Linked DNA regions of Homo sapiens: region 2 is linked to region 1. A link is an interaction called in ENCODE POLR2A ChIA-PET data of the cell type or tissue named here. Cell type or tissue: GM12878. All regions are shown on one strand. Each heading gives the region's core, and the rest is flanking DNA. Links, peaks and the distances in the headings are about the cores only.

The links. ChIA-PET counts read pairs that join two places held together with the same protein. Peaks named below come from ENCODE experiments on the same cell type or tissue, not always from the same donor. Only the 100,000 strongest peaks of a DNase experiment are listed, where the experiment ranks them.
Region 2: POLR2A ChIA-PET joins it to region 1 with 5 read pairs; 3 of 35 experiments call an interaction of 5 or more read pairs at or near these places.

The regions. Positions count from the first base shown.
Region 1 is chr11:119,612,476-119,619,555 of GRCh38, reverse strand. No RefSeq gene overlaps it. Among named protein-coding and RNA genes, the nearest start is that of NECTIN1-AS1, 94 kb to the left of the region's middle. RefSeq lists enhancers at 1,070-1,657, 2,838-3,427, 4,903-5,426. In GM12878, for the core only: no CTCF peak of the experiment used is centred there; a DNase peak (open chromatin) is centred at 3,845; H3K27me3 peaks cover 154 bases.
Region 2 is chr11:119,506,867-119,513,946 of GRCh38, reverse strand. No RefSeq gene overlaps it. Among named protein-coding and RNA genes, the nearest start is that of THY1, 87 kb to the right of the region's middle. RefSeq lists silencers at 2,590-2,779, 3,443-3,532. In GM12878, for the core only: no CTCF peak of the experiment used is centred there; DNase peaks (open chromatin) are centred at 1,376 and 3,666.

The DNA.
Region 1 (7,080 bases), core at 1,036-6,035:
ACACTCAACAACAGATGAGTGGGGACAGGCAGAGGCACTCTGGGGACACTGAGGAAGGACAGTGATGTTAAAAATAATAGAGCTTGGCGCTGCGGCTCAGACTGCGGCTCAGTCCCAGCACTTTGGGAGGCCGAGGCGGGAGGATTGCTTAAGTCCAGGAGTTCGAGACCAGCCTGGGCAACATAGTGAGACCCTGTCCTATTAAAAATGATAATAGTAGCTGACAATAAAAACAAAAGTGGACATTTCCAGATATGGTCAGATTGTCCTTGTTTGGCCAGTGTCACCAGCAGCTGTGTCCCCATTAGGGGGCCTGGGTGCCCAGGGAAGTTAAGAGGAGATAAGCTCCCTCTGTTCCTGTAGATCTCTGCCCACCTCACCTCTGATGAGATTGTTATATCCTTGCTATCTATAAAATAGGACATTATAATGTTTGTTAAAAAAAAAAAAAAAAGTAACTCCCAAATTTCTGAGTTTCCTGTGTGTTGGGGCTGGGGCTAAGAACTCTATGTACATCATCTAATTTAATTCTCAGTAACACAGATGATCTCTTGATGTCCCTTTAAAGCTTTGGGGTCACTTTCAGTATTCAGATAAAAACAGTTCCATGCCGTACAGTCTCCAAGATGCCTAAGAATTGCCAGGACCTGGCATTTTCATGATTTCCTCTCATTCTGATTTCCTCTTCTCTCTCAATCCTGTTCTGACTCTTGAGTTTATGCAATTTTTTGGGTTGTTTTTTGTTTTTGTTTGTTTTTTTCTTCTTGTTGACCTACAGAAGAGGAGATACCAAAACCAGACTTGGGAGACAGGGGGAGTCCAGGAAGGCTTCCTGGAAGAAGTGGCAGATGGGATCTGTCTCGTCCTGAATTTTCTCCCAAAATGTTACTAACCTATGGCAGAACTTGTAAGATAATTTTCCTAGAAGTTGGGGAATAGGAGGGACCTTCTTGAAGCCTAACAAGTGACTCGAAATTTAAAAATCAGACCTCTTGCTCTTGCCAGTTCCTCCTGAACCAGTCACATCTTCTGGGTTCTGTCTTCAGCCTCTGCACTCCAATCCCGTGGCTGACCCCCCTCTGCCATTTCCGGGTTCTCATTGCTTCCTGCTGAAATGGCTTTTGTCTTTGGAGAAGTTCAGCCCCATTCTTTGGCCTTCCCAGTTTCACTCTGGTGGGTAGAGAGCTTTATCTGACACAATCAATGGGTCATTTTCCGGAACAAAGATCCCTGTCTCCCTGGCAGCAATGAACGCCTTTCTCTAGAATACAAAAGCAGCTAGAGACACACACTTGACTCACAGCAATCGATGAGAAGCAGGGATCGCCATTTACATAAGAGGAGACTGAGGCATAGAGCAGGTAAGAAGTTTGCTGAGGCTGAGATCACAAAGCTGCTAAGTGCTGACATCTAGATTTGAAATAGGTCTGTGGGCTCCAGACTATCCCTCTTAACTGTGACACGAGCTTTCAAAGAGGTGAGGCTTGAGGAAAGCTTGGAGGGAGGGAACAGACAGACAGAGAAGCCCAAGGCATGAGGCAGAGCCCAAGACCTGCTGAGCCCATGGGAGTGAGCCGGGGCAACTGAGGCAGGGAGCCTGGGAGGAAGCCATCACTGAGGCGGGCAGGAGATCAGCGGGTGGACTGGAAAGCAAATTAGGAGGAAAACCTAAGGGGCGATTGGGTCAAATCAAACAGAAGGACTGAGTGTGGGGGCTGACAGAGAAGGAGGAATCAGGAGTCCTGTCCAGGTTTCTGACCAGCAACTGGAGAGATGCTTACTGAGACAGTGGCCATGCGGGAAGGCGGGAGGGGTGTTCAGAACGTGCTCAAGTTCACACATGTGGGGATGGAGATGCTCTTAAGCTGCTGGGCTGTTTCTCCTGAGACAAGCCCACACTGGAGCGGCCAGCAGCCTACAGATGGTAATTAAAGCCACAGGGAGGATGAGCTCACGCAGGGAGAACGCGTGGAGGGAGGAGGTGAGGACTGGGATCCACTCGAGAAGCACCCACAGCAAAGGGGGCGGGCGACCAGCGAAGGAAAGCAAGAAGCCAGCCAAGGCCAAAGCCACAGGCACCGGCGGGGTTCCGCCTGGGACCTGAGGCTGGACTTCCAAGCAGGCAGCGGCCCACATGGCCAAATGCCATGGGAGGCAGAAACGTCCTGAGAACAGCAGTTGGATTTAGAAGTGGTAAGGGGGTGGATTGGAGAGGGGACTTGGTGACTTTGTAGACCACTGGTGATGCCACTCAGAGGAAAAACACCTGGAAGACCACTTGCTTAAAAAAAAAAAAAAAAGTGAATGAGAGAGAACATCAGACAGCAAGGAACGCTAATCCTCCCAAGATACGAGTTGGGGGAGAAAAGATAAGACGTGATCTGAAGAGACAGCTGGGGCCAAGGGAGAGAGGGTTTTGTTTGTTTTGTTTTAAGTGGGAGAGTTGAGCCAGTGGCTGTGAGTGAAGAGGGGAGGTACAGAGCAGAGGTGAAGATTCAGGTGGAGGCAGAGATCGCGGCTCAGGAGCAGAAGGTCCCACCAGCCTCTCCTAAAGACACGCTCTGTCAAAAACATCCAAATCGATAGAAATCCACGAGAAGATCAGGGCCTGACCGTGAGCCATGGTCTCAGGAGGGTCAGAGTAGGAGTGAAAATGGCTTCTAGTGGAAGGAACAGCTAAGGGCTGGGGCAGCAGTTCTCAGGAAATACAGTGGCATCCTGTCCTTCTGGGCCACCCATGCCCCCTACCCCAGCACAGGGGCCACAGAGAAGCTCTCTGCCCACCCCCTGGAGGCTGCTTGTCTGGTCCTTGCACCACCCACATGGGCTGCCCCTGCTGGTTTAGCATGGGCCTGGGTTTCTCTCTCCTTATGCTCTCTGGGGCTTACCTGCATGCCTACAACTTCTACCTGAAGTCACCCTGTCCCCTGGCCTGGACATGGAGTATCCCAGCTCCTGGCTCCTCCATTCAGAGCAGAAGGTGTCCCAAAGCCCTCATATCCAAAGAAACTGAATTCTTCCTTGAGCCTGCCCTCCCCACAGCCACTGAAATGTGTCTGCAGACCCGGCTCCCCCAGCCTCTCTTCCACGTCCCCAGGCTCGGTGAGTTCCACCAGCGATCCTGTTCCTACACAATGACTACAACAGTGGCCGTGCACTGAGCCCATGCCACTCACTGATCCATTCCTTTGTTGAATACTCCTGGAGCACCTACCACGTGCCTGGTGCTTTACCGATTGCTGGGATGCAATGGGGAGCAAGTCAGATTTGTCCCTGCTCTTGTGTGGCTTGAAGCCTTCCATCTAGCATTGTGCTAGACACTGCTTGTGTTATCCTCTTTATCCGTACAGCAGCCCTGTGAGACAAGCATTACTACCACCATTTTAGAAAAGAAGAAATCAAGGCCCAACATGGTAAGAATTCCACAGCTTATAGAGAGCAGATCCTTAACCCACCATCCTGGGAGGCTCTGCTTCCTCCACCCAGGGTTGACTCAGCTTCTTTAAGCTCAGGTTCCCCAAGTTCTCTTCTAGAGTGACTCCTCTCCCCTCTTCACTCCACTGGAGGTAAGGGTGCATTGTTTGAGTCTGGAGACTGAGGTCTGAGGCCTGGCTCCTGGATCATGGCTGAGTAACCTGGAATGGACTATTTATTTCATGGCTCAAAGCCCAAGTCCCCTCCTTGGTAAAATGAGTAAGGATGATCCTCCAGGACCTGCCCTCCCCAGATAGGCGCTGGGGGGATTACATGAGGTCAGAGATGTGAAAGTGCTTTCAGAGGCACTCACAGGCAAGGGGTTATGCTTATGAAAACTTTCTCTAAGCGGAAGCCCTGGCATCAGCAAATTACATATTAACGTGTGTTGAGTCACCACACTTCCTGTCCCAAGCTGTTTATACTGGGAGTGCTTTGCTAGCTGTGTAATGAAAGGTTTTTCCTCTCCTAAAGGAATTTCAGGTGTCTCCTAGCAGGCAGAGGAAGGAATCAGGGGCCTTCCTTGCACCTCTGAAATCATAGCCCAGAAGGCTGAGACTAGCATTTGTTGAGCATTTAGTATATGCCAGGCACTGGGCTAAGCTCTTTGCACACAATACCTCATTTACTTCTCATAAACCCTTAAGATGAAAATACTATCCTTACTTCACAGATAAGAAAATGAATGTATCTGAAGCCACAAAGCTTTGAAGTGGTGAATTGAGGACTTAGAGCTAGGCCTGTCTGACTCCAAAACTCATGCTTTTCCCAGCCCTGCCCCGAATCCCTGCCAAAAGCGACCTCCTCCAACTGCAGCCTCAGCACCGACACTCTGATGCTCACTGGTGTGCCTCCTGCCCGCCTCTGCACCACACAAGGAGCTCTTTGAGGACAAGGACTATGTTGAACTCATCTTTGTATTTCCAGCCATCAGCACAGTGCCAGGGCCAGGGACGGCATCAACAAACATTCTGCTGAATGATTGAATGGTCAAAGAATAACTTTTTCTTAAGGACAAAATCGTGACTCTGATACCAATAACCTATGTCAAAAATTGTATTTAGTCCATTAATTCATGGGGGAACCAGTAAGATATTACAATTGGTTAAAAGAAAATCTCAAAGAACCTGAAATATAGCTCTCATGGTCTGCTCCAACTGCCATAAGAAAACACCATAGGCTGGTGGCTTCAACAAGGGAAATCTATTTCTCACAGTTCTGGACACTGGAAGTCCAAGATCAAGGTTCAGGTGTCTGATGGGGGCTCACTTCCTGGCTTGTGTGTCCTCTTGCTATGGCCTCACATGCCTTTTCCTCGTTGTGTTATTACCAGTTTTCTGTAACTTCCAGGGCTGTAAAATAGCTCAAAGACCATGAAGCCTGAAAAAAACCCAGAAGAGTATGCTAGACAAGACACCCAATCATCTTTTTGGTCCATTTCAAAGTCTTTCACAATTTTTCCCTATAGAACGCATCAATGAAAACAGCTGTCTGGGATGCCGCTGGGAGTGTCCACTCCCCCATCCACCCCCAATCCCACCTCTCTGGGGTTGCATTTTGTCATGCTTCTTTCATCACTCACTTCCATCAGACAGTGGGTGGTCCCACAGCTTGGGCCTGAGGCCTTTCAACTGCCAACCAACTCCACCCACAGTGATACTGACACCCCAGACTCACACTTACAACTGCCTATGCAGTATCTCCTTTGTCTAGAGTAAAGAAAGAAGGCCGCATTACAATGTCCTAAATGGAGGGGGCCTGTGACTCGGAACAGCCATGCAAGGGCACAGATGGGCTGGGAGGGAGAGCCCTACAGTGCGTGGACTCCCTTGCCACTCACATTGGCATTGGCCCATGAAGATCTTAGCCCAGGAAAGAGCGTGCCTGACACAGTCTTACAGGAAAGGGCATCCCCAGGCTGCCCAGACCTAAGGGCTTCTACACCAGCTAGCTGGGCACCATTGAAAAATTTAAGACCTCACCAGAAACTGCACCTGACAAGGGGCCGAGAGTGTAGGAGGAAGATCACGCATGAGAAGGAGGTTCCCACTGGAAAATCAATGGAAAGCAAACCCTGGGATGTCTAAATGCCAAGAAGAGTCCAGCTAGCTCATTGGAAAATTCAACCTTGACTTCAGATCCCTTGAAAATCCAACATTTGTTCTTAAAAAACAATTTCTGATGTCTTTTTCTGTCTTCCTTTTATGAAGGTCAAGTTCTACCTGCAGAATGGTGTTTGTGATGCAAGTCCACAGTGTTTATCTCTGGAATAACAGTGGGCACGAACTGGCCAAGACCCCCATCAGCCGCTGACAGCCTCACATCTCTAGCCTGCACTAGCAACAGCATCCAACTAGTTCGCTGGCCTCCAGTTTCACCCCTTAACCCATCCCACATGGATGCCAGAGTCAGCTTTCAAGATACATTTAGCCTTATCATTTTCCTACGTAAAGTATTTCATTGGCTTCTGATTGGCTGCCTGTAAGATAAAGGCCCGTGGTGTCCAAGGTGTTCCACAACTGCCCCCTGCTCACCTCCCAGCCTTGTCTTCATCACTCCCTGATCCCTTCTTTGGGCTCTAGCCTCACCAGCTGCTGGGAGTTCTCTGCATGCCCCAGGCCATTTCTCCCACCTTTACTCACACCCTTCTTCTGACCAGCTCCTGTCCCCTCAGAGATTGGTTCAGGGGTCTTCCCAGCACACATGCTCTCTCTCTGCTCCAGCGTGCCTCCGGGAATCACCACATCGCTCCTCTATGTTAACAGGTCTGCTCCTCCTTCCATGAGACAATGGGCTCCTTGAGAGCAAGCATTGTTTCCCATGCTGTTGACTGCTATCCCTGCAAAATGCATGTCCATCTAGAACCTGGGAATGTGACTTTAATTTGGAAATAGTGTCTTTGCAGATATGATCAGGGTTAAGATGAGTTCACACTGGATTAGAGTGGACCCTCACTCCAACGCAACTGGCATCCTTTTAAGAGGGAAATGTGGACTTAGCAGCACACGGGAGAATGTCATGTGAAGACAGAGACAGATTGGAGTGAGGCTCTACAAGCCTAGGCATGCCAGGGACTGCCAGAAGCCATCAGAAGCTGGGAGAGAGGTATGGGACAGATTCTTTTCTCGAACCTCAGAGGGAGCATGACTCTGCCGTCACCTTGATTCTGGGCTTCCAGCCTTCAGAGCTGCGAGAGAAGAAATGTCTGTTGCTTTAAGCCATGCCGTTTGTGGTAATTTGTTACTGCAGCCCTAGGAAATTCACAGGGTTCTCATCGGAGCCCCTAGCCTGGTGCTTGGTAAATGCTTTGAGTGAATTAATGGAAGGTCTTACAATACACTGCCTGCCTCACTCCCTGGCCTCAAATTGTAGCTGAGGAAGGGAAAGAAGACTTGGGGCAAGAGTACTCCCTCTGACCAAGGGAGACGGGCTCAGTCAACACATATTTATTACACACTTAGCAAGTGCAAACAGCTCTACCCCATGTAGTGAATCAGAAATGGCTCCCATCCTGACAGAAATGACCTAACGCCATGGATAACAGTATTAGTCCGTTTTCACACGCTATAAAGAACTGCCTGAGACTGGGTAATTTATAAAGAAAAG
Region 2 (7,080 bases), core at 880-5,879, 110 kb after region 1:
CGAGGCCACTGCTGGAGACCCCTCTTTCTTAGCATAGAGGAGCTTATTTTAGGAGCCTTGGCTCTGAAAAGGCAGGAGACGGGGCCAGGTGTGCCTTGTCCCACAGGCATTTTTCACTTCTGGATCCACCCCTCCTCCCCCAGGAGGGCCCCTGAAGTTGGCAGAGGAACACATTGATAAGATTCCATGAACATGCAAGGGGACCACGTAGCTTTTAAGCACCACCATGGCCACTTTAATCTGTTTTCCCAAAGAGGTTTATGCCCCATCTGCTCACAGGGCCCCCAGCGCGGCCCTGCTCACCAGCCCCTGCTGTCAGCATCCTCGCGAGTGACACAGCTCAGCCTGCCAGCAGCAGCAGGGGCTTTAAAGGCAGAGAGAACGGAGGGCAAGTCCTGCTTTCCCCAGCTTGGAGCCTCAGTTTCCTCATCTCTTAGGCAGAGCTAATGATGCCTGCCCTGTAGGATTGTCTTAAGCATTTAAAAGCCTGTCACCAGCCTTCCTTCCAAGCCACCCTTGGCTGTTCTCTTCTCTAAGCCAAATCACCACACGGTTCACCAGCCATTTCCCCCTCAGTCGGGGAGGAGTGGAGTCATCTGGGGCTCTGATCTGAGTCCAGAGACGAGAGAAGCTGGCAAGAACCCCATCTCTGGGAAAGGCCAAGAGGAGATCCTGGGCGAGGGTGGGGAAGGTCTGTAGTTCTCGTGTCTGGGCGACTCAAGAGTGACAGCCCAGGAGATCCTGGAGGCACAGAGACACCAGGGCCTGGAAGAGCTAGCAGGCAGTTGGCAGGAGCCAGACCCCCTCTGCATCAGCAGGACCTGGGAAGAGCCTGCAGCTGCACTGGGCCCTTGGTGGGGAAACGGAGGCATTCTGGCAATAGGAGAGCTCTCCTTCTTAAGCAGCCTAAAAGAAGCTGATAACAGAGAATCCAAATGCCCAGGCTCCACCCACGCAAGCTCTCTCTGTGCTGTTAAAGAAAATAGTGCCATGGCAAGGCTACCAAGCCCGGCAACAGCTCTGCCTCCTGCACCCTCTCCATTTCCTCCTGAAAGATAAAGCCCAGCCTCAGGCCCCTCTCCCACAGGCTCCTCTCCCCAGCCTCTCCAGTCTGCTGTGGGCATCTTGGCTCCGAGACCTCCTAGCTTCTGTACCTTGCTTGGTGATGCCCTCTACCTACCTTAGCACCTGCCCAAGGCTACCCATCCCCCAAGGGGCACCTCAAGAGCCACCTCCTCCACGAAGCCCAGATACCCCCAGGGGACAGCTCTTCTCACTCCTCTGACCTCCTATGGGTCTCTCTGTCTCTCTTGCTTCTGCTCTGAGTATGCAGCTTGTATGAAAGTCACTTTCCTCCCCCATCCCCAGGGAGCCCTGGAGGGTGGGGCTGGGGCTGGTTACCCCTGTGTCCCCAGCACTCAGCTCAGAGCCTGGCAAACAATAGGTGCCTGGGAAACACCGTCACTAACCCATCACCGAGGAAACCCTGCTCTTTCTTCCCCTTCCTCCTCCTCCCTTGGTACAGGAGGTAGAGGCTGCAAAAGTTGTAAAACTAGGAGAGATGATCCAGGATCCAGGATTAAAGTGTGAGTGATGCCCTTGGCTGGGAGGCAGGAGATCGGTCCTAGTGACTTTGCTCCTGTGAAGCGGAAGATTTGAGGCCCTTTACCCCTGGATTTTAAAGCTCTTAAAGGCACCTCACTTTCTTATCACCTCACCCCCTTCTTCCTGCCAATTATAAGGCAAACATCTGCCCCTCATGGAGCTCCCTCCTCCCAGGCCTGCCCGCCCCTGCCCACCTCCCCACGCTCCCTCTCCCACCCAGCCTTGTGCAGGGAATGTAATTAGGCCTTTCCCCAGGACGGAACCCCCTCTGCACAGTTGTGCTGCCCGTCCGACAGGGGATAATTTATGGAAATGGGTAAAGGTGTTTTAAATTATTCAATTTAAATGTAAATAGGGGAGATGGTTTCTCTGAATAAATTGTCTTATTTATGTTCCGCCCGACTCCCCTCCCAGGGAAATAGGGAGCCCTTTGGAGACCTGAAGAACATGCCCTCCTTTCTCTTTAAATAATGTGGAAGCAGTCCATGCCCCTGTGGGGCGGTGATGTGGAGGCAGATATGTTCCCGCAACTGCTTTCCTAATTGGGGGTCACAGGACATGCCACGTGCTCAGCAGAGTCTGCTCAACAGAGACCTTGGGCAGAAGGGAAGCTCTGCCTCTCTTCCCTCTGCCCAAGGTCTCTTTCCATCCAAGTCCCTAGGGTGGCTGGCAGCTGGCTTCACACCTCCCTGACCAACTCCTTCATGCTCTGCGATGCTAACTGGCTGTGGGTCACCTATTCTTGGAGCATTTCTATCCTAAACAGGGTCCTTTAGACACAGGGCTGCCTTGAAAGGAAAGCCCGTCCCTGATGCATCTCAGACTCACATGCACCCATAGGAGGGCATTTGAGAACGGGCAGGGGGCCATCCTTTATTAGCCCCTCAGCATCAGCCAGATGCCAGTCTTGCCTTGGGGTTGGGGCCATCACACACACGAGCAAGCAGTGGTCCGGGTAGCTGTCGGGGGGTACTCAGAGACAAAACACCGAATATCCAAAACTCAAAGTGGCTCCGATCTTATGGAGCTCTGGAAACCTGCAGGTAGGGCAGAATTCAGGGCTGGTGTTGTCTGGAAGCCTGGCCCTGTTTCCCTGTGACGTGTGTGTGTGTGTGTGCATGTGTGTGTGTGCATGTGTGTGTGTGTGTGTATGTACGCTATCTATGACTAGATCAGAGATGGCTGGGGCAGTTAAGGGCCTTAGACTCACCCACAACAACATTCCGAGAAAACTAGATTAGAGCAACCTTCAAAAACTCTTTCAAAAGCGTAAAGATGTCTTCCTCCATCCCACCCCCAAAAATACCTGCTTGCATCTTATTGGCCCACTCTTGACCAATCGTTGGTAAGGAGAGAGGATTACTTTAGACCAAGCAGGTGGTTCAGGAGCTGGGATAAGACCAACTCCTTCCCTGAGACACACACCCTGAGGAGGGGTGCCAGAACAACAATAGGGTCTGTCAGGAAGGAGGAAATTCAGACTGGACACTGGGCTAAACAACATCCACCGTAGTAACAGTGGAGAAAGTGTGTAGAGATTGCTGAAATCAATATATGTTTTAATCATCAGCCATGTGTGCTTCAACCTTCCCCACTTGAGCTGGGTCAATTTCTTTTCACCCAATTCCAAGAGCCAGGCCTTTGCCCATTCGTCAAAGAGTAGAGAATCAGACCAATGGCCCAGATCACAGACTGGGTGGCAAGACTGGTCCAAATTAAGCTCAAAGAGCTGTCCAGAGGCCTCAAATCTTTCCTGGGATATCTGTAAGTAAAAGGACTGCTTGTCCAAGCCCCCTGATCATCACCACCCTCTCTGCCATTTATTCATTCATTCATTCGACATGTTATTCTGACTGTCTACCTTGTTCCAGGCATAGCTGAGTGCTGGAGGGTCACTGGTGAAAAAATAGACACATTTTCTGTTCTGTGGACTTTCCATCCTTGTAATGGACTTTATCATGTTTGTAGTCATTGGCTTGGCTGCCAGCATCCTTGCTACGTTCAGGAGTTTCCAGTCTTATGAGTCACACCTTCTGAAAGCAGAAAGCAGAAACTGGGTTACCCAGCCTCCATTGCAGCTGGAGCACAGCAGATGTCTCTGACTCCACCCATTGGCTTCACTCCCCAGAGACTCCTCTCTAGAAGGGAGGAGTTTGGGGAAGGAGACCATACCCAGAACCCATCATGCTGACAAGGGTGGTAAGAATGTGTCCAGCTTTGGGGGTTAGAAACGGTAGCAAGATTAAGTTCCTGGCCTGGAAGTGCAGTCAGTGGGGAGTGACAGTGGCAGCTGAAGCTGGTGAGGCAGCAGCAGCTGTGGTTTCCCCATCCATCTAGTTCTGTATGTCGTGGGCATCGTGCCTGGAAGCGTAGTCTTAAGTCTGGTTCTCCAGCCCTCCCTAACACTATTGATTACATGAGACACCCCATATTCTTCTAATAAATTCCTTTTCTGCTTAGCTGGTCTGAATCGGCTTCTATTGCCTAAAGCTATGAACCCTAGATGTCTCATTTCTTTTGGGCTTCTATAACAAAATACCATAGACTGGGTGGCTTATAAACAACAAAAATTTATTTCTCACAGTCCTGGACGCTGGGAAGGCCAAGACTGGGGCACAGCAGATTCAGTCTCTGGTGAGAGCCCTCTTTCATGTCCACAGACAGCACCTTCTAGCTGTGTCCTCACATTTTAGCAGGGGCAGAGCTCTCTGAGGACTCTTTCAAAAGGCACTAATGCCAATCACAAGGGCTCCACCCTCATGACCTAATCACCCTTCAAATACCATCATTTCCAAATACCATCACTTTGGGGGCCAAGATTTCAACGTAAGAATCTTGAGGGGAAACATTCAGACCATAGCACTGACTGCTGCAGAAGTGTGCCCCACCCTTGATGAGAATGACTCATTCTGAAGACTCACCCTGGGTGGCCCCTTGCCTGAATTCCCTCAAGCCCAGGCATTTTGCTCATTCCTCTTCCCCCCCACCCCCACCCCTTTTGGAGATATGGGGTCTCGCTCTATCACCCAGGCTGGAGTGCCATGGTGCGATCATAGCTCACTGCAGCCTCAAACTCCTGGGCTCAAGCATTCCTACCACCTCAGCCTCCCGAGTACCTGGGGCTAGAGGCACACGACACCACATCTGGCTTTTTGTGTGTGTAGAGACAGGGTCTCACTATGTTGCCCAGGCTGGTCTTGAACTCGAGCAATCCTCCATCATTAGCCTCTGAAAATGCCAGAATTACAGGCATGAGCCATCATGCCCAGCCTCATGCCTCGATCATGGCAGTGTGAACAGAGGCATAAACCTCTGTGTGAGTCTCCACCATCCCTCCACACTCCACACACACACACACACACACACACACACACACACACACACCTCTGAGCTCTCTGAGACCTGGGACCATGTCTCTTTCATTGGTAAATCCTCAAGTCTCCCCCTCCCCCTCCCCCTCCCTCTCCTTCTCCCTCTACCCACGGTCTCCCTCTCATGCGGAGCCGAAGCTGGACTGTACTGCTGCCATCTCGGCTCACTGCAACCTCCCTGCCTGATTCTCCTGCCTCAGTCTGCCGAATGCCTGCGATTGCAGGCACGCGCCGCCACGCCTGACTGGTTTGGGTGGAGACGGGGTTTTGCTGTGTTGGCCGGGCCGGTCTCCAGCCCCTAACCGCGAGTGATCCGCCAACCTCGGCCTCCCGAGGTGCCGGGATTGCAGACGGAGTCTGGTTCACTCAGTGCTCAATGGTGCCCAGGCTGGAGTGCAGTGGCGTGATCTCGGCTCACTACAACCTACACCTCCCAGCCGCCTGCCTTGGCCTCCCAAAGTGCCGAGATTGCAGCCTCTGCCTGGCCACCACCCCGTCTGGGAAGTGAGGAGTGTCTCTGCCTGGCCGCCCATCGTCTGGGATGTGAGGAGCCCCTCTGCCTGGCTGCCCAGTCTGGAAAGTGAGGAGCGTCTCCGCCCGGCCGCCATCCCATCTAGGAAGTGAGGAGCGCCTCTTCCCAGCCGCCATCACATCTAGGAAGTGAGGAGCGTCTCTGCCCGGCCGCCCATCGTCTGAGATGTGGGGAGCGCCTCTGCCCCACCGCCCCATCTGGGATGTGAGGAGCGCCTCTGCCCGGCCGAGACCCCGTCTGGGAGGTGAGGAGCGTCTCTGCCCGGCCGCCCCGTCTGAGAAGTGAGGAGCCCCTCCGCCCGGCAGCTGCCCCGTCTGAGAGGTGAGGAGCCTCTCCGCCCGGCAGCCACCCCATCTGGGAAGTGAGGAGCGTCTCTGCCCGGCAGCCACCCCGTCCGGGAGGGAGGTGGGGTGGGGTCAGCCCCCCGCCCGGCCAGCCGCCCCGTCCGGGAGGTGAGGGGCGCCTCTGCCCGGCCGCCCCTACTGGGAAGTGAGGAGCCCCTCAGCCCGGCCAGCCACCCCATCCGGGAGGGAGATGGGGGGTCAGCCCCCCCACCCGGCCAGCCGCCCCGTCCGGGAGGTAGGGGGATCAGCCCCCCGCCTGGCCAGCCGCCCCGTCCGGGAGGGAGGTGGGGGGGTCAGCCCTCCGCCCGGCCAGCCGCCCCGTCGGGGAGGTGAGGGGCGCCTCTGCCCGGCCGCCCCTACTGGGAAGTGAGGAGCCCCTCTGCCCGGCCAGCCGCCCCGTCCGGGAGGGAGGTGGGGGGGTCAGCCCCCCGCCCGGCCAGCCGCCCTGTCCGGGAGGGAGGTGGGGGGGGTCAGCCCCCCTGTCCGGGCAGCCGCCCCGTGCCGGGAGGTGAGGGGCGCCTCTGCCCGTCCGCCCCTACTGGGAAGTGAGGAGCCCCTCTGCCCGGCCACCACCCCGTCTGGGAGGTGTACCCAACAGCTCATTGAGAACGGGCCAGGATGACAATGGCGGCTTTGTGGAATAGAAAGGCGGGAAAGGTGGGGAAAAGATTGAGAAATCGGATGGTTGCCGTGTCTGTGTGGAAAGAAGTAGACATGGGAGACTTTTCATTTTGTTCTGCACTAAGAAAAATTCCTCTGCCTTGGGATCCTGTTGATCTGTGACCTTACCCCCAACCCTGTGCTCTCTGAAACATGTGCTGTGTCCACTCAGGGTTAAATGGATTAAGGGCGGTGCAAGATGTGCTTTGTTAAACAAATGCTTGAAGGCAGCATGCTCGTTAAGAGTCATCACCAATCCCTAATCTCAAGTAATCAGGGACACAAACACTGCGGAAGGCCGCAGGGTCCTCTGCCTAGGAAAACCAGAGACCTTTGTTCACTTGTTTATCTGCTGACCTTCCCTCCACTATTGTCCCATGACCCTGCCAAATACCCCTCTGTGAGAAACACCCAAGAATTATCAATAAAAAAATAAATTAAAAAAAATAAAAAATAAAAAATAAAATAAATAAATAAATAAATAAATAAATAAATAAAAGCCAGAATGACTGGATTTAGAGAGCTTCTGGATAGCTGAACACATGCAAGTTCCTGGAGGGCAGCTCGC